2 separate regions of the Homo sapiens genome follow, and region 2 is linked to region 1. A link is an interaction called in ENCODE POLR2A ChIA-PET data of the cell type or tissue named here. Cell type or tissue: Caco-2. All regions are shown on one strand. Each heading gives the region's core, and the rest is flanking DNA. Links, peaks and the distances in the headings are about the cores only. Region 1 overlaps VMP1 (vacuole membrane protein 1). Region 2 overlaps CLTC (clathrin heavy chain).

Evidence for each region. Peaks named below come from ENCODE experiments on the same cell type or tissue, not always from the same donor. Only the 100,000 strongest peaks of a DNase experiment are listed, where the experiment ranks them.
Region 2: POLR2A ChIA-PET joins it to region 1 with 5 read pairs; 3 of 35 experiments call an interaction of 5 or more read pairs at or near these places.

Annotation. Positions count from the first base shown.
Region 1 is chr17:59,756,838-59,766,278 of GRCh38, forward strand. It overlaps VMP1 (vacuole membrane protein 1), which reads left to right. Exons shown (of 12, transcript NM_030938.5): 6 at 8,134-8,301. Among named protein-coding and RNA genes, the nearest start is that of VMP1, 54 kb to the left of the region's middle. In Caco-2, for the core only: no CTCF peak of the experiment used is centred there; a DNase peak (open chromatin) is centred at 5,104.
Region 2 is chr17:59,681,862-59,691,302 of GRCh38, forward strand. It overlaps CLTC (clathrin heavy chain), which reads left to right. Exons shown (of 32, transcript NM_004859.4): 22 at 410-567; 23 at 768-932; 24 at 1,046-1,153; 25 at 1,234-1,401; 26 at 1,526-1,675; 27 at 1,764-1,895; 28 at 2,014-2,124; 29 at 3,195-3,365; 30 at 3,726-3,947; 31 at 8,775-8,850. Among named protein-coding and RNA genes, the nearest start is that of PTRH2, 21 kb to the right of the region's middle. RefSeq lists an enhancer at 1,325-2,524 and a silencer at 3,187-3,481. In Caco-2, for the core only: no CTCF peak of the experiment used is centred there; no DNase peak of the experiment used is centred there.

The DNA.
Region 1 (9,441 bases), core at 386-8,385:
AACCCAACAGTATTCTGTCTCTGGTCTTTTGGATGGTATACTGTTTTTCTTGATGAAACATAGACATGAGTATAACCTTTTCAGTCCTTTAAATGCTACAAAGTGTGTGAAGAAGGTACAATTATAGTAAATCATGAGCCGCTGTAGTATAAATCCAGAAAACTTGAAAAGTTCAAAATCCAGAAAATGTTTTACTTAATATTAAGCAGCAGTGTACATACTGATTTATCATTTTACTAATATGATTTTTTCACAAATTCAAGTATGAATATATTCACCCCTTTCTTACTATGACCCTAATTAGTGTTTGTGGCACAAGGATTTCTTTCTCTGGGCTTAACATAGATACTATATTATTATCAGAAAACTACTTAAAACTCTTCACTACCAGATTAGGATGGAGATAGATAGATAGATAGATAGATAGATAGATAGATAGATAGATAGATAGATAGATGTGGTTTTGTATAATTTTACCCTTCTAGGACAATTTTTTTTGAATTCTAAGTTTCTCTTAATTAGAAGAACTAGTAGTGTATTGTTATTCTTAAAGCTAGAGTAAAAATTGATTACATAGAATTAGTTTGGTTTTTTTCTAATCACTAAAACTTTTCTAATCACTAAAACTCATGAAAGAATGTAAATCATGGAAATGTAACTTTTTAAACTTATGTAAAAAGAGTTTTTAAAAGATAAAATATCTTTTTCCACAGACAAGTACCTACATCTGCTCTTACTAGAAATCTTACCCTTTCATCTAAGTATAGTTTGCTCTCACCCAGACATACTCCTGCCTGGCCAAGCACTACATCTTTTATCCTGGACAAGGCAAAATTATTCCATTACCAATCTTTGGAAAATATAATGTAATACAGCTCATGAGACTAGATATATGGAACTCTGAAATGAAGCAAATCCAGATGTCCAATATGTTGCAAATAACCAAGCTATCTTGTTGATTTAACTTCGTCTAGAATAACTATACTGAGTTACCAAAAATAAAACAGACCTTTATTTGCCACTTTTTTTTTTTTTTTTTTTTTTTTTAAGACAGGGTCTCATTCTGTCACAGTGGCGTGATCTCAGCTCACAGCAACCTTGAACTCCCAGGCTCAAGCAATCCTTCCACTTCACTGGGACTACAGGTGCACACCACCATACCCAGCTAATTTTTTGTTTTGTTTTGAGAGAGAGGGTCTCTCCATGTTACCCAGGCTGGTCTCAAAACTCCTGGGCTCCAGTGAGTGTCCCGCCTCAGCCTCCCAAAGTGCTGAGAATACAGACATGAGCCACCCTGCCTTGCCTATTTGCCACTTTAAGATGTACTCCCTGTATTGATCTTTACCTTGCCACATGTCACATCCTTTTAAATGTGTTCACACTCATTTTATAGCACAGCAGATGGTCTGTCTTGGCAAATATTCCATGTGTACTTGAAAATAATATATATTTGGCTCTTGCTGGGTGGTATTTTCTATGTTATTCAAATCTTCTGTGTCCATACAATTATCAGTGTAGTTGTTCTATCAATTAATGAAATATAGATGTTGACGTTTTCAACTATGTATGTGCCAGGCATGGTGGCTCACCTCTAATCCCAGTACTTTGGGAGGCCAAGGCAGGAGGATCCCTTGAACTGAGTTTGAGACCAGCCTGGACAACATAGGCAGACCCTGTCTCTACAAAAAATAGAAAAATTAGATGGGGCCAGGTGTGGTGGCTCACACCAGTAATCCCAGCACTTTGGGAGGCCTTGTTGGGAGAATCTCTTGAGCCCAGGAGTTTGAGACTAGCCTGGGCAACATAGGGGGACCCATCTCTAAAAATAACAAAAAAAAAATTATCTGGGCCAGGTGCGCCGGCTCACACCTGTAATGCCAGCACTTTGGGAGGTGTTGGTAGGAGGATCCCCTGAGCCTAGGAGTTTAAGCAACACAGGGAGACCTGTCTACAAATAATGAAAAAAAATTAGCTGGGCTGGGCACTCTGGCTTACACCTGTAATCCCAGCACTTTGAGAGACTGAGGTGGGTAGATCACTTGAGCCCAAGAGTTAGAGACCAGCCTGGGCAACAGGCAAAACCCCACCTCTACAAAAAATTAGCCAGGCGTGGTGGTGTACACCTGTAGTCCCAGCTACCCAGGAGGCTGAGGTGGGAAGATCACCAGAACTCTAGAGGTTGAGGCTGCAGTGAGCCAAGATCTTGCCACTGCACTCCAGTTTGGGTGATGGAATGAGAGACCCTGTCTCAACAACAACAACAACAAAATTAGTTGGTTGTGGTATCTTGCGCCAGCAGTCCCAGTTGGGTGGATCACCTGAGGTCAGGAGTTCAAAACCAGCCTGACCAACATGGTGAAACCACATCTCTACCAAAAATACAAAAATTAGCTGGGTGTGGTGGCGGGTGCCTGTAACCCCAGCTACTTGGGAGGCTGAGGCAGGAGAATTGCTTGAACCCCAGAGGCGAAGGTTGCAGTGAGCCAGGATCGTGCCATTGCACTCCAGCCTGGGCAACAGAGTGAGACTCTGTCTCAAAAAAAATAAAATAAAGAAATTTCTAGCTATAATTGGGGATTTGTTCATTTCTGTGTTCTGTCAGTTTTTGCTTTATGTATTTTCACACTCTGTTATTGGTTGTATACACATTTAGAATTGGTCTGACTTCCTGAGAATTAGACCTTTTATCATTTGTTCCTATGAATCTCTGTTAATATTCTTTGTCATTAAATCTACTTTGTCTAATATCAATTTAGCTACTTTATCTTTTTTATGGATTTTTTAAATGGTTTTTCTTTTCCCATTTCTTTACTCTTTCTTTTCTGGGTTCTTAATATTTAAAGTGGGTTTCTTATAGACAGCGTGTACTAATCCAGTGTGACAGTGTCTGCCTGAATTTATACATTTGGTCCATTTGCAATTAATGTAGTTATCAATATGATTGGGTTTAAGTCTACCCTCAAACTGTTTGTCATATCTAATTTTTCATTCCTTTTTCTTTTTTCTCTGCCTTCTTTTGGACTGAGGATTTTTTTGTTTTGTTTTGTTTTGTTTTGTTTTTTGGTGTTTTTTTTTTTTTTTTTTTTGGTATTGAATTTATTTGCTTGTTTGTTCTACTTCTTTTAAAATTTTTAGTGGTATAGCTAGGTGTAGTGATGCATGCCTGTGGTCCCAGCTACTCGGGAGGCTGAGGTAGAATCTCATGAGCCTGGGCAGTCAAGACTCCACTGAGCTGTGATCACACTACTGCCCTCCAGCCTGGGCAACAGGGTAGGACCCTTTCTCAAAAAAAAAAAAGAAAAAAAAAATTAGTGGTTGTCCTAAGGTTTGCAATATGCTCCATTAACTTACAGGGTGAACAATGAAGTATTGTTTTCTCATTTTGTATAAAATATAACAACCTTATAATAGTGTTCTTCATTTCCTCCTCCCATAATTTATAATTTATGCTTTAGTTGTCATACATTTTACTTCTTGTATATTTTACTTCCTCATATGTCGTAAATCCACAGTACTGTTTTGAAATATATTTTTTTGAAATATATTTTCCCTAGCTCCCAGATTCACAGGTATTTTTTTCTTTGACATTTTAAAGAAGTAATTCTGATGTCCTGTGGTTTGCATTATTTCTGATGAAAAGTCTGACCTATTTTTCCCTGTAGATGTTTTATTTTTATCTACTCTATTGTTTTTAAGACTTTTCCTCTTGTCATTGAATTATAGCAATTTCATTATGACATGATTGTGATGATTTTTAGCAGTTTGATTATGTTTTATTTTCTATTTTCTTTTTTCTTTTTTTGAGATGGCATCTTGCTCTGACGTCAGGCTGGAGTGCAGTGGCGCAATCTCGGCTCACTGCAATCTCCGCCTCCCGGATTCAAGCCATTCCCCTGCCTCAGCCTCCCGAGTAGCTGGGATTACAGGTGCGCACCACCATACCCAGCTAATTTTTGTATTTTTAGTAGGGATGGGGTTTCACCATGTTAGCCAGGATGGTCTCAATCTCCTGACCTCATGATCCACCCACCTTGGCCTCCCAAAGCGCTGGGATTACAGGCGTGAGCCACCATGCCCGGCCTATATGTTTTCTTTTCTTTTCTTTTTTGTGCTGGCATGCAGTGTTGAGATCTCAGCTCACCGCACCCTCTGCCTCCTGGGTTCAAGCGATTCTCCTGCCCCAGCCTCCCCAGTAGCTGGGATTATAGGCACTTGCCACCATGCCCGGCTAATTTTTTGTATTTTTAGTAGAGACAGGTTTCACCATGTTGGCCAGGCTAGTCTCGAACTCCTGACCTCATGATCCACCCACCTTGGCCTCCCAAAGTGCTGGGATTACAGGCGTGAGCCACCGCACCCAGCCCATGTGTTTTATTTTCTTTGTGTCGATCCTGACTGGATTTGTTCAGTTTCTTAAGTCTGTGGATTGATACTTTTCATCAAATCTGGGTCTGTTTCTATTGAGCAATATTTCTTTTGGTTATGAGTTATAATTTGCTGCTTCGCATATCTAGTAATATTATATTGAGTGCTAGTAATTTTTAATTGAATGCTAGATATGTAGTATTAAATTGTTGATTGTATGGATTTTGTCTTCCACTATAGAACATTGATGTGGGGGGAGGGTGAAGGGGACAATTAAGTTACCTGTGGATCAGCTTGATCTTTTTAAGACTTGTTTTAAACCCTGTTAGGGTCAGACTAGAGTAGCTTTCACCTTAGGACCAGAAGGAAAGGTCGTACCTACCCAGGCATGACCTTTCTGGGTTGAATGCTGAGTCTCTCTACTCTAGCTGGTTGATCACAAATGTTTCCCAGGCCTGTGTGAACTCTGGGAATTGGTCAGTTTACAAATCCCCAGTAATTATTCTTTTCCCAGTAGTTCTTGTAGTTCTTTGCCTGGACTTGTGGTCTCACCTTAGCATGCAATGCAGCTTTGTGTGCCAGAGTCTGAAGGGGACCCCTGTGCAGATTTCTAGAGTTCCTTCTCTGTGTAGCTTTCTCTTTTCTGGTATACTGCCTCATAAATTCTGACTGCCTCAGCCTTCTTGAATCCTGAACTCGTGAACCCCAATCTCATTCTCAACTCGGCAGGAGCAACATGCTTTGTTTGGGCTCTTGCTCTTTTGACCATGGAATTTTTGGCAGGCATGGAATGTGTCTACAGACAAGAAGCCAGAGTCAATGTATGGTTTCTTCATTTTTATCCCTTCTCTTAGTAATCAAAGCCCTGTACTGCCTGTAGTACAATGTCTAAAAAGAATTGTCCCATATATTTTGTCCAGTTTTCTAATTGTTTGCTATAGAAATGAAAGTCTAGTATCCGTTACTTCATCCGCCGTGAGACAGAAAACCTTCAGCCATAGACCAGGATCCCTAACCCATGCTCCCACAAGAGTTGGAACCTGCTGCTCAGTAAATATATAAATTTTATATCCTGTGGCAGGTTTTATCCAGTTAGGCTTTTCAATTAATACTATAGCTGTTTGGGTCTTTACCCTCTTGTTTCTTTGTTTAGTATGGTTAAAAATGTGACTCATATTTGCTACATTGTAGTGAGACTTGTAGTTTTTAGAAAATATACTTTAAAAGTAGTTTGAATTATGTGTAACTTTTAAAACTTTTAATCAAAAATTTTTTTATTTGAATTTTTCATATAAACATATTTTTTCATTCAAATCGGTTATATTTAAAAACCATTAAGCTAAAATGTTGAATAGAACTTGTGAGGTTTCCTATCACTTAATATAGTTTAAACTATGAACAAAGGACAAGAAACTGAGTTGTTAATGTTCATTTTGTCTGGGAACCACCACATCTGCCTCAAAGGCTGAGTAATCATGACTTACTAGTGTGGTTATGGAAAATATATGTCAGTTTAGTTGAGTGAATGAACAGACTTCTTTAGAAGAAAGAATTCTCAAATCAGAGACTTGAAAAAACATTCTCAAATCAGATTGTTGAAAATTTCCCTTTTCAGAATAACTAAAAATGAAAACTATAAAGAACTTTTATTTTATTGGATAATGTGTTTAATCTGTTAGGATACATTTTTTATATTTCTGGAATGCAAATATAGCTTTTTCTTTCCTATCTATCCCAGAAATCTCATTATTTTAGCTCCCAGAGCAATTTATTTTTGTTCACTTGAAATTCATTTCTAACTTTAGCTGTAGACTACCTGTAGCCAAAGAGGACAGTAACATGGGGACAGCATGGACAAACTCTTAAATTTTCTTCTTTTTCACTTATTGGCATTCATATGTCTCTTTTGTGTTTTCTAATAGTAAAGGTGGAAGTTACAGCTGATTTCTTCTTTTTTTTTTAATTATGTCTGATAGCTATAATTGTATGAGGAGAAATGTTTCACAAACTATGCAGTTATTCTGAATATCACAAACTTTGGGGTTTTTTTGTAGTATCACAAAATAATTCTTTTTTCCCCCAAGTGTGAAATCTCTTGTGTGCACCTGGCATTTAAAGAAATGATTGTAGATTTCATGGTTAATCATAAGTTTTCAAAAACCTAAGTAGTCAAAGTATTTTCAAAATCTTATATAATTATTTTAATACTTTAATATTTCTGCATTTCCAAGAATTAAAAGTCCCCAAAAAGAGGAACAAAGGCTAAAACTTCACATCGATTTTTTTGATCCAGAAAAAACTAATAATTAACTGATTCAGTTCCAAGGATTTCATTTTTTAGGTATTATTTTAACAGAAAATGCCGATTCTATTTAGAGATAAATATCACATATGTGTGAACAACTTTGTATATTAACATCAAACAAAATTTTATTATCTTGATAGTAGAATGTCTTAGTTTTATTTTTATCACTAGATTTTATGTACTTTGAACCACAGATTCTTTCATCAAGTGATCTTAAAATACTTTCTTATACACAGAGCCCACTTACTTTTCTGTGGGACTGTCTCATTTATGAAAAATCATTGGAGAAATCTTTAATAGAAACCTTCAGATTCAGAAATACTTGCACAATATAATTAGTAATAAAATCTCGTGTATATATATGTAAATAATTTTATTCTACAAATAAAGTATTTATCTTCATAATAGCTGATGGCTGCTAGTTACTGTATGCTAGAGGACATCTATCAACCTATGCTTAAGGGACCCAGGAATTTATATTTTAACCAACTCCCTAGTATGCAGACACCTCATCTTGTGCTTTTAGGAACCATTGTGTAAAACTCATTGATACTGGTTTCACAGTTACATTTTTGCTTTATGATCTCACTGGGAAAGGTTACATGAGGTGGTAGATCACCAGCTGTTTTTAAGTAAGGACGTAAAGTGATATTCTCAAATTGTGCCTAAAAGAACAGTGGCTCAGGAAGTTTTTTTTAATAAAAGGAATTATCTAACAAATGAGAAATATAGATAAATAAAATAAAAGTCAAGCAAGGAATTAGATCAGTGGTTGCCGGGGACTAGGACTTGAGGGAGGGAATTGGCCACAGAGGAACACAAGGGATTTTTTTTTATAAGGGATGGGGCCTTGTTCCGTTGTCCAGACTGGAGTGCAGTGGCACAATCATAGCCCACTACAGCCTCCAACACCTGGGCTCAAGCAATGCCTCCTACCTCCTGAGTAGCTGGGACTACAGGCACATGCCACAATGCATGGCTAATTTTTTAAATTTTTGTAGAGATGAGGTCTTGCTTTGTAGCCCAGGCTGGTCTTGAACTCCTGGCTTCAAGCAGTCATCCTGGCTCAGCCGCCCAAAGTGGTGGGAATACAGGCATGAGCTGCTGTGCCTGGCCAAGGGATCATTTTTGCAGTAATGGAAATGTTCTGTATCTTGATTGGTGTGGTTATATGGCTGAATATGTTCGTCAAAGCTAATTGAAATGTAGACCTCAAATAAGTGACTCATTATGTGTAAATTTTACCTCAATAAATCTGATTTTTTTTTAAGTCAACCAGGAAGAGATTCTGGGAAGGATTATTTTCTTCATATTACTAACTGCATCTTGAAATTATTTAGAATTATTTTTGTTCTTTGAAAGCTAAGATTTTTCTTACACAGTAATTAATATATTTTTAAAATAATGTGTATTGATAATTTTTTAATAGTTCTTATCAGAAGTTTCTTGTATTTGTTTTATAGGGTCCACATATAGCCTCAGTTACATTAGCTGCTTATGAATGCAATTCAGTTAATTTTCCCGAACCACCCTATCCTGATCAGATTATTTGTCCAGATGAAGAGGGCACTGAAGGAACCATTTCTTTGTGGAGTATCATCTCAAAAGTTAGGATTGAAGCCTGCATGTGGGTAAGATATGCATTTTCATATTTGTTTAAAACTAACCTCACCATCTTGATAGTGTGTGTACCTTATTGAAATGGAATCTAAACATATTCCTTGTCAGTAAATGATTCAGTCAGTAACCAGCTACCTACTTCCAAGGCAAAAGAAACCTTTTAGAGCATCTCCTATTCATGAATGGCATTGAGAAGAAAGGCATGAACCATATGTATCACAAAGCAACTGAGGCCAAGTAGACTCCAGCAGGGCAAGGGAGTACAGATGATGGAACCACAGTTGAGCCTTGAACCATGTGTGGGTTAGGGGTGCCAACCCCCTGTGCAGTAGGAAATCCACATATAACTTTTGACTCCCCAAAAACTTAACTGCTAATAGCCTACTGTTGAACGGAAGCCTTAATGATAAATAGTAGATTAACACATATTTTGTATGTGTTAATACAGTATTGTATACCATATTACAAAGAAAATTATAAGGGAAAGGAAATATATTTATTATTAATTAAGTGGAAACGGATCATCATTTCCACTCCATTTTCATGTTGAAGAGGCTGAGGCTGAGGAGGAGGCGGAGGGAAAGAAGGGGTTGGTCTTGCTGTCTTAGGGGTGGCACAGGCAAAGGAGGTGGAGGAGGTAGATGGGGAGCCATGAGAGGCACACCCATTATCACTTGTACTGGCACAGTTCAAATCCATGTTGTTCAAGGGTCAACTGTATACTACATTATAAAATTTGTTCTAGTATTTCTATACCTGATAAACTTTTAGAATTTATCTAAGAGTTATATAAAATATATATAAATATTAGATTGGTAATATATAGTTATATATAAATATTAGATTGGTAAATGTCATATGTCTTACTTTTTTTAATTTAAAATTTTACTTTTATTTATTTGGCAAATAAAAATTGTGTGTGTGTATATGTATGTATGCATTTATTTATTTATATATTTATTTACTGAGACAGGGCCTTGCTCTGTTGCCCAGGCTGGAGTGCAATGGCGCCATCTCGGCTCATTGCAGCTTCAACCTCCTGGGCTCAAGTGATCCTCCCGTATGTCTTACTTTTAGATTAAAATACTGTGCTCTGGCTGGGCCTGGTGGCCATCCCTGTAATCTCAGCACTTTGGGCGGCCAAGGCAGGC
Region 2 (9,441 bases), core at 611-8,610, 75 kb before region 1:
TTGAAACCTCATAAAATGATTAAGCTAAGCATTAAGATATCTGTCTATTCTGAATTTTAGAAGAGTTGGATACTGCATGGTTTCTTTTAGTGCTCCATCTTAGTCCAGATAAAAAGAGGCTGTATTTTGTGAATTTGTAAGTTCACAAAACTTACAAGTGGGGAAGATGAATCTTCTGTTTTTGAAGTCTCATAAAATCCTGATAGTGCTCTAATCTTAAAACTTTAAGGAAAAAGAATTCATCTATTCATTTGGTCCGTGATAATACAGAAGTGAAATATTGCACGGTTTACATTTGTCATTATCCATGTTTCCTTGAAAAGGAAATGAATGCAATTTTCATTTACTTGGGTGAAAGATAAACTAGGATGTTAGTGTTTGGATATATTTTTTCTTTTTCTATACTTAGGAAACTGGGAAGAACTGGTGAAGTACTTGCAGATGGCCCGTAAGAAGGCTCGAGAGTCCTATGTGGAGACAGAACTGATATTCGCACTGGCTAAAACAAACCGCCTTGCAGAGTTAGAAGAATTTATCAATGGACCAAATAATGCTCATATCCAACAAGTGGGTTTCCTTTTCAGATTTAAGAAAAACTAGTTGGGCTACTTGATTAGCTTGGTAGGATCAAAACATCATAACTGAAGAATTCCAAGGAAAAATCTATAGGAAAACAAATTCTTTCTCATTGTGAAGATATCAATTTGAAAAGAGGATTAAGCTCACACTAATATCTTGCTGAATGTGGGTTACCTTTTTTTTTCCAGGTTGGTGACCGTTGTTATGATGAAAAAATGTATGATGCTGCTAAGTTGTTGTACAATAATGTTTCCAATTTTGGACGTTTGGCATCTACCCTGGTTCACCTGGGTGAATATCAGGCAGCTGTTGATGGGGCTAGGAAAGCTAACAGTACTCGAACATGGAAAGAGGTAATCTAAACCCAAGTTTGAGTGAAGAATTAAAGAAACGCTATTTAAACATTAGTTTAAATAACTAGCCATGTTTTACATTTGAGTTCACAGAAAGGAAATGTTTATTCTAGGTCTGCTTCGCCTGTGTAGATGGGAAAGAATTCCGTCTTGCTCAGATGTGTGGACTTCATATTGTTGTACATGCAGATGAATTAGAAGAACTTATCAACTACTATCAGGTATTAACGAGACTTTTATATGACCTGAGATCTTTTACCATAGATATTCTTATCTTTAACTGCACATTTCTCTTGTTCAGGATCGTGGCTATTTTGAAGAGCTGATCACCATGTTGGAAGCAGCACTGGGACTTGAGCGAGCTCACATGGGAATGTTTACTGAATTAGCTATTCTATACTCTAAATTTAAGCCTCAGAAAATGAGGGAGCACCTGGAGCTGTTCTGGTCTAGAGTGAATATTCCCAAGGTAACCAGTCATTGTAACACAGTGAAGCAACTGTGTAGTTAAAACTAATGCTTCAAAATATCTTATTCTTTTTAAGGCTGTTAGCTAGACTCATATCTAAAGCAATTAAGTCTTTCTTATGCAGGTGCTAAGAGCTGCAGAACAAGCTCATCTTTGGGCAGAACTGGTGTTTTTGTATGACAAGTATGAAGAATATGATAATGCCATAATTACCATGATGAATCATCCAACTGATGCCTGGAAAGAAGGGCAATTCAAAGATATCATTACCAAGGTGTGTACTTTCTTCAGAAGATAAAGGATTCAGAAGGAGAAAGCTCATTAGGAAGTAACTGACTTATGTATGGATTTTCCCATTGTAGGTTGCCAATGTGGAACTATACTACAGAGCAATACAGTTCTACTTAGAATTCAAGCCTCTGTTGTTAAATGATTTGCTGATGGTGCTGTCTCCACGGTTGGATCACACTCGTGCAGTCAATTATTTCAGCAAGGTAAAGTAATAATTTTAAACCAAAGCTTCATAGCAAGGAATTAGGACATACTTCGATAACTTTTGTCCCTGGGACTTCAATAATGTGCTATATTTGTAACAAACTCTTTATTTTAAAGGTTAAACAGCTACCACTGGTGAAACCGTATTTGCGTTCAGTTCAGAACCATAACAACAAATCTGTGAATGAATCATTGAACAATCTTTTTATTACAGAAGAAGATTATCAGGTAAAACCTTTTGATTCTTGCACATAATCTCAAGACTCATAAAGTTATGTTTTCCCATTTTTTAAAAAAGCCATTATCCTTTAGGATTGTAAACAGTAGGTGCTTGCATACCTAGGATCTAAATTTAGTAAGATTTCAGGATTGATAAATCTTCTAATTAAGTGCCAAGTTTTCAGAATTTTGCTCAGATCTTGTATAAGATACTGCTTTTGAAAAAAATGATATGATTACTTTATCTCTAACATCTAGATTGTAGGTAGAGTCAAAAATGTCTTTGACCACTTAACTAATTCATAAAATTTATTTGGTATTAACTATATTTATTCACCATTTTTCTTGCCTACTGTTTTATTAGTGTTTGTATAAACTTTCTCTTATGAAGGATTTCACAAGCAAAAGTGAAGTAGAGTTAAGCTTAAGCTACTTGCCTTTTTTTCTCTCTCTTCATTTTCTTTGAGGCTCAGCGCATGCAGATCTGTACTGCTGCCATGCTGAGTTTTATCAGAAGTTTCTCTAGAGCACAGAATCTTGCCCTCCATGCCAGGCGTGGTGACTCACGCCTGTAATCCCAGCACTTTGGGAGGCCAAGGCAGGCGGATCACGAGGTCAGGAGATCGAGACCATCCTGGCTAACACAATGAAACCCCGTCTCTACTAAAATACCAAAAAAATTAGCCGGTTGTGGTGGCACGTGCCTGTAGTAGCAGCTACTCGGGAGGCTGAGGCCGGAGAATCGCTTGAACCCTAGAGGCAGGTTGCAGTGAGCCCAGATTGCATCACCACTGCACTCCAGCCTGGGCAACAGAGGGAGACTCCATCTCAAAAAAAAAGAAAAAAATCTTGCCCTCCAAATTAGAAATATTGTCCATTTCATAGCCATATGTTAGTCCTTGATAGTGAAAATCTTGGAGAAAATGGTATCTTTAGGTAAAATGAAAAATCATACCTTTTGATGCTTGAATCTAGGTGTCATATTACATGTTACCATCTAAGGGGCTCATTGATTGAGAACGGAATATAATGTTAAACAAAATACTGATCTGGCATTTGGATGGCTTTTTTTTTTTAAGGCTCTGCGAACATCAATAGATGCTTATGACAACTTTGACAATATCTCGCTTGCTCAGCGTTTGGAAAAACATGAACTCATTGAGTTCAGGAGAATTGCTGCTTATCTCTTCAAAGGCAACAATCGCTGGAAACAGAGTGTAGAGCTGTGCAAGAAAGACAGCCTTTACAAGGTTGATAAAGTTGCGGGGCAGGGGCTGTTTTAAACCAGGCCTAAAATGGTGTTACAAGTGATTATAATCTATAAATAAAAGTATTGGTTTTGTGAATATGAGAGCTGACTTTAAGGCAATTTAAGTTAATGGATTTCTTGATTCTAGGGGCTCTCTTATGTTAAGGTCAAACTTGTCTGGGGAAAAAAAAGCTTTTAGCTTATCTCTTCTTTGAAAATTTTAATTTAAATGATACAACTAGGAGGCTTTTTTCCCCTTGCAAAACCAGATTTATATTGGAAAGTTTCCATTGTTTTTCTTGGTTTACTAGTTCAGTATGTGGGGTCTAATGTTTTTGACTTTCACTATTTCTTTGAATAGGATGCAATGCAGTATGCTTCTGAATCTAAAGATACTGAATTGGCTGAAGAACTCCTGCAGTGGTTTTTGCAGGAAGAAAAAAGAGAGTGCTTTGGAGCTTGTCTGTTTACCTGTTACGATCTTTTAAGGCCAGATGTCGTCCTAGAAACTGCATGGAGGCACAATATCATGGATTTTGCCATGCCCTATTTCATCCAGGTCATGAAGGAGTACTTGACAAAGGTAATGACTCTTCTAAGTGTATTCAGAACTAGTTTCCTTGCATGTAAAATTCTACATGCACATTAATTTTTTTAAATGCTTTTTTCTTTAGTAGAAGTAAGTCATTTAGTCGATCATAAAATATTCCTGTTCTTTTGAAATTTTTTTTTAATAGCTGACAAATGACACTGATTGGAAGGGGAACTCAAATGTAGCTGTTTACCCTCAGTGTATTTATGAGGGTGAAAATAATCTATGTATTTTTTTATTTAAAAAACTTTGATAAATTTTATTTCAAAATAGTATTTTTCTCAAAATCAGTTCTTGTGACTCAAATATTCATGACTAGTATTGTAGATTCCCTTTTATTTGGTTGGTTCCTGACTTTAATGATGTCTATGCCTGTTTCCCCTGGGGAAGCTGCATGTATATTCTTAACATCCTTTTAATCTTCACAATTTTTTTGATAGTTTAACCCCTGATTTAAAAATACCATAGGAGGTGAACATGGGAAAAAAAAAACAAGCTGGGGGTCTAATTGCCTTATAACATTCACTATTCGTCTTAGTGTCCTTTTTTGATGTATGAATTTACTCACCCTATCTTCAGCAGTTACTAGCTGTCTCTCTGTAGAACATTTTTAAATGGTTTTAGAGGATCCTTTTCGTCAAAGCAAAAAACATGATTAAAATCAGAGTCTCACATCTGATTCCTTCAGCCTGCCTGAGTTGGGGGGATGGGAGGGTGAAGAAGCGCTACCAACAACCCCTCCCATACTGAATTTTTCCTCAGGATACCATTTAATTAGATACCATTGTGTCTGTTTAAAGTTTTTAAAGAATTAACATTTTCTGTATTCAATGTAAGAGAAAAAACATGTTGCCTTATCTTAGCCATAGATGAGAATAGCTTCTTAAACATAATGCCAACTTGTGAGACCTGTCTTTAAGCTGCTGTTAACCTAAGTGCTGTAAATTTTTCTAGTGATTAAGCTGCTTTCTTTCATACTGTAGCATAAATTCTTCTGCATTAAGCTTTGAAGTTACACAAAATTCTAAATTTTGCTTCCAGTATGCCCTTTATTTTCACTTCTCTCATACCTTTTTAGTGGTTAGATGTTTCTTCCCTAAACCTTTGTTGCTGATTCTACCTTTTTATGCTCAATATGGAATTGATTTTTTTTCTAAGCTGCACCTTCTGAATTCCTTTGCAGGTTGATGCAATAAAGGAAAAGGTGAAAGTTGATTCTTTAACATCTTTAAGTCTGGAGGACTAAGTCTAAGGAATTTGCATGATGTTTTTCCTTCCTCTTCTACACTGCTGCTGCTGCTTTTTCCCCCCAATAAATTTTCACTAAAGCCTCTGCAAGTCCCTTGAAACATAACTTTAATAGAGCTGTAGGACATTAGTAGACGTTTGCTACTAATCGGCTAATAGGCTTTAGGAAGGGCAGGAGGCTAATCAGTAGTTGGTTCACAGTCTCTCTTAAATATATTATGAAAAACTGAGTATGGTGAGTTTCCATATTAATTTCAAAGTAACAGGAAATTTCTCTTCCCTGTCAGGGTATCTGGACCATAATAGGACTGTCATAATCCTTGAAGTAAATTAAAACAGCCTCTGGTTTTACTTTGTGAGCTTGCCTGACAGTTGTCGAATTTATATATGTATATATACATGCCCTAAAAGGCTTTTTGGGGTTTTTTTTTTTTTGTATTGAAGGACTGTGATCCAGTTTCTGATCTCTTGATTCTTACTAATTTTTTGCTGAAAGTAGATACGAGAGATACTAGCTGCTTCCGAAGAGACTTTCCTCATGTTTCTCCAGGTGTCCAGTTCTTATGGTGCTAGTCCATTTTTAAGAGGAATCAAAACCTTTTTAATCATGAGAGCCAAGCTTGCTATAATTGTTGCTAAGCAACATGAATTATTTTTAACAAAGTATTAACTTCTACTTTCTGTAATAAGGCATACCTCTGAAGCTACCTAAAATTTGCTCTCCTATTTATCAGTTGGCTTGTCCAAGGATGTCAAATTCAGGCACCTTTTGGTTGCTGCTTCCTTCATTGGCTTGTCTCCATCCCAATATAAATGAAACAAACTTACGTCTGTTATCAAATTGTGGTTAGAAAAGGGTGGGAAGGTAAAGGAGAGTTGAAACAAATTTAAAAGAATTTGGGTGGGGGACAATGCCTTGGGATTATGTTGAACCAAACTGGAATCACCACTGGAACTTAGGGCAAACCTGAGTAAAATGCATTGTGTGTGAGACCCTTCAGCAGCTAGTAAGCAAGGCAGTTAGAAAGCGTGTGTGTGAAAAACAGGTAATTGAACTGCAGTGTTATGCATTGTTTTAAATGAAGCATGTACAACAGTCATTGCAATTACATCATACTATTTTTGAAACTCTTATAGCATTGCTGTGGGCTGTGTGTGTTTCTTGAGAGCCTGTATAGCAAGTCATCTTCAGACCTCACTTCTTGCTTCAGTACTTTTGCCTTTTTTTCATGCACACATACACCAAAATAACTGACTGCATGTTACTTTTCCTCTGCAGCACATTGCAGTCTTTGTGGAAAAGCCTTTTACATTTTAGTGAATTTTCAGTAGTACAGATGGAACTGAATTCATTGACATGCTTACCTGTAATTTTTCTTTTTAAATCCAAGGATCAGAAACTTTAGTTACAGCTCTTAACAAAAGCTTGTGTTCTTAAAAGACTTCTCTGCTTTTTTTTTGAGCAATCTAAATTGGATCAGTGGAAACAAAAATTGAAAGTCCCTGTGCCAGAGGCTGTCCCATTATATAGAAGAATCAAACTTTTTGCTTAGCTTGATGCTATTCCTTCAGAATTCTTCCCCCTACGCCCAAACTTCCTATGTGTATGCCAGGGCATTGTGATATTGCCAGCTCTTCTAAGTCTTCCATGTGTTTCTCTAATAGGACTTCTGTGTTCAACATCTGATTCAGACCTTAACTTTTAAACACATGTTCACTTCAGATTCTTTTCCCTGGAAGTCCGGAAATGTATTATGCAGTGGTGGCTTTTTGGTTGTTTCATTTTTCTTCTTTTTTCTTAGAAGTTACTAATATACAGGCATCCATGTATTTTTCTTTATAACTTCTGTAGCTCTTTCTTGAATACTGGTTAGTTAGCAAAACCCCATCTGATCCTTGATGGCACAGAGCTGTGCTTTAAGTTCTATAACTAATAATTTTTGTTCTAAGTGTGGATGCCAAAAAATGGACATTTCATATGGTACTTATACTACATAATAGTCTTTAATTTGATATTAGGGTAATTTGTAACACATCATTTAGACTATAAAGTAGGATAATAGTGTATAAAAGTAAACTAATCCATCTTCCTAGGCTAGAAATTAAACCACATTTCATCTGAAGGAGCCTACTTAGGCTTACTTTTCTCAAACTTTCAGTTCCCTAACAAATTAAGATGGATTAGACTCATATTTATGGTATTTAATATGAAACAATTAAATATAAAACAGTGCCCTAACCTTAATGGCCTATGTGAAGACTGAAAGATACTTTTTTAATAGTTTCAAACAGAAATGAGGTGCTGCCTTAATCTTTTTAGGACCTGGTTTTTAGAAACTTTTCCACTGAAGTCTACAATTTTTTTTTTTGAGTGATTTTTCATAATTTGCCTTTTTGAAGAACATGCAGTGAGCATTCATAAAGTGTTTCCCCCTGCACCTTGGCCCCCCGTCTCATGCAGCACATTTATGACATTGAAAACCACCAGTAATAGATAACATTGAGATTTGAAATTTAGTTTTACTTAGGTATAATGACAGACCAAGTATAAGGCTTTGGTTGAGAGACCAGCTTTTAAATATTGAAAGACAAATATAGTGTAAAAGGCGCAATGGAATTTGTATAGTGAAGGAGATTCTCTAGTCCCAGGGTTGTAATGTCACTTCTGTCTAATTCATTACAGAATTACAGAATCAAATCATGTTAGCCCTAGAAGAAACTGCAGATCATTTTGTTCAATCTTCTCATTATATAGGAAAGGAAATTTGAGGGCCAGTGCAATGGTTTGCCAAGGTCACACAACTAGTTAGTGGAAGGATCCAGGCATTCTAATTCCTTTCTTTCACTAATACATTTGGCCTGCTCTACAGAATTACTTCTGTCTGATACTATCCACTTTGAAGAGTAGCTAGCATATAGTAGCCATTTACTTTTGGCTCAATTAAAAGCAAACATTTTTGGGACAAAATCAGGCTTTCCTGATTACTTCTTAGATAACAGAGCCCACACAGTATTAAAACATGCAGCCTTTCTTTATGCAAAAAGATTGAATATGGAGCCACTTGAATCTTAAACTTCAGTCTGCAGCTATAACCAATATCATCAGAAGTTATACACAATTGGCAAAAGAATAGCTTATTCTGCCCAAATACTTGTCCAGTCACTAGGATCATTTCACTTTTTTGAATACCATTTGCTTTGGGGAGGGAAGTATTGCCAGACCATGAATTCATTATTACCTCTGATCAGTTTTAAACTTCATTTGAAAAGTGGTTCCTTCTCGTTTTCTCCCTCCCTCAGGCTGCATCCTAGCATGCCCAGTTTTAGTCTGGCATGAGCTTTTATGGCATTTTGAATCCCTCCTTCCTGAGGGTTTATAATGACAGTGCTGAAAACCACCTGGACTGAAGTATGAACATTGCCATTGAATTTGAGGGGGACTGAGAATGTTCTTTCTAGTCTGTTTTATTTTGACAGAATTTAACATACTAAGGCTTTTCCACTTTCTGCCATAAACCTAGGTTTATAATACTTTTGGGGTGCTAATTAACATGATGTGTTTTTCTCCAGGTGGATAAATTAGATGCTTCAGAATCACTGAGAAAAGAAGAAGAACAAGCTACAGAGACACAACCCATTGTTTATGGTAATCTCTCTCTGTAACCTCAAAAAATTCATTAGACAAATATTTAATTACTTAGAGACTGTGCCTCAAAATAGAATACAACAAGCTTCTAAAGTGCAAAAGGCTTTCTAAGAAATACTGCTCTCTACTGTCTGATTTTTTTTCTGAGAAGTCATAAAGCAGGTGTTGATATTATTCACTAAAATAATCTTAAATACAAGAAAACTCAAAAATAGTCATTTAAAATCATAACATGAATCTTTCCTATCATCTGGTCCCTCACGCATTACCTGCTCATAAATTACTGAAAAAGAAATATTGATGAATTCCATTTTCAAAAGAGCAAAAGGTGAGAGAACATGCCAAGGCTGTCTTTAGTATGCTTTACATAAAGAATACATCCTCATTTTAAATTCTAACTGGGGCAGAGAACTGGGTAGAGTTTCCATTTGAGAACTTTCCAGAGAGATAGGATCTTCAAACTCTCAAGTGAATATTTAAGACAATTTCATGTCTTCTTAAACCTACATGTCTGAATTACTGCTCCTTTCCATTTCATAGTTGGTGAACAGATTCATTTGAACAATCACTTTGAAGAGTATAGGTAGAAGC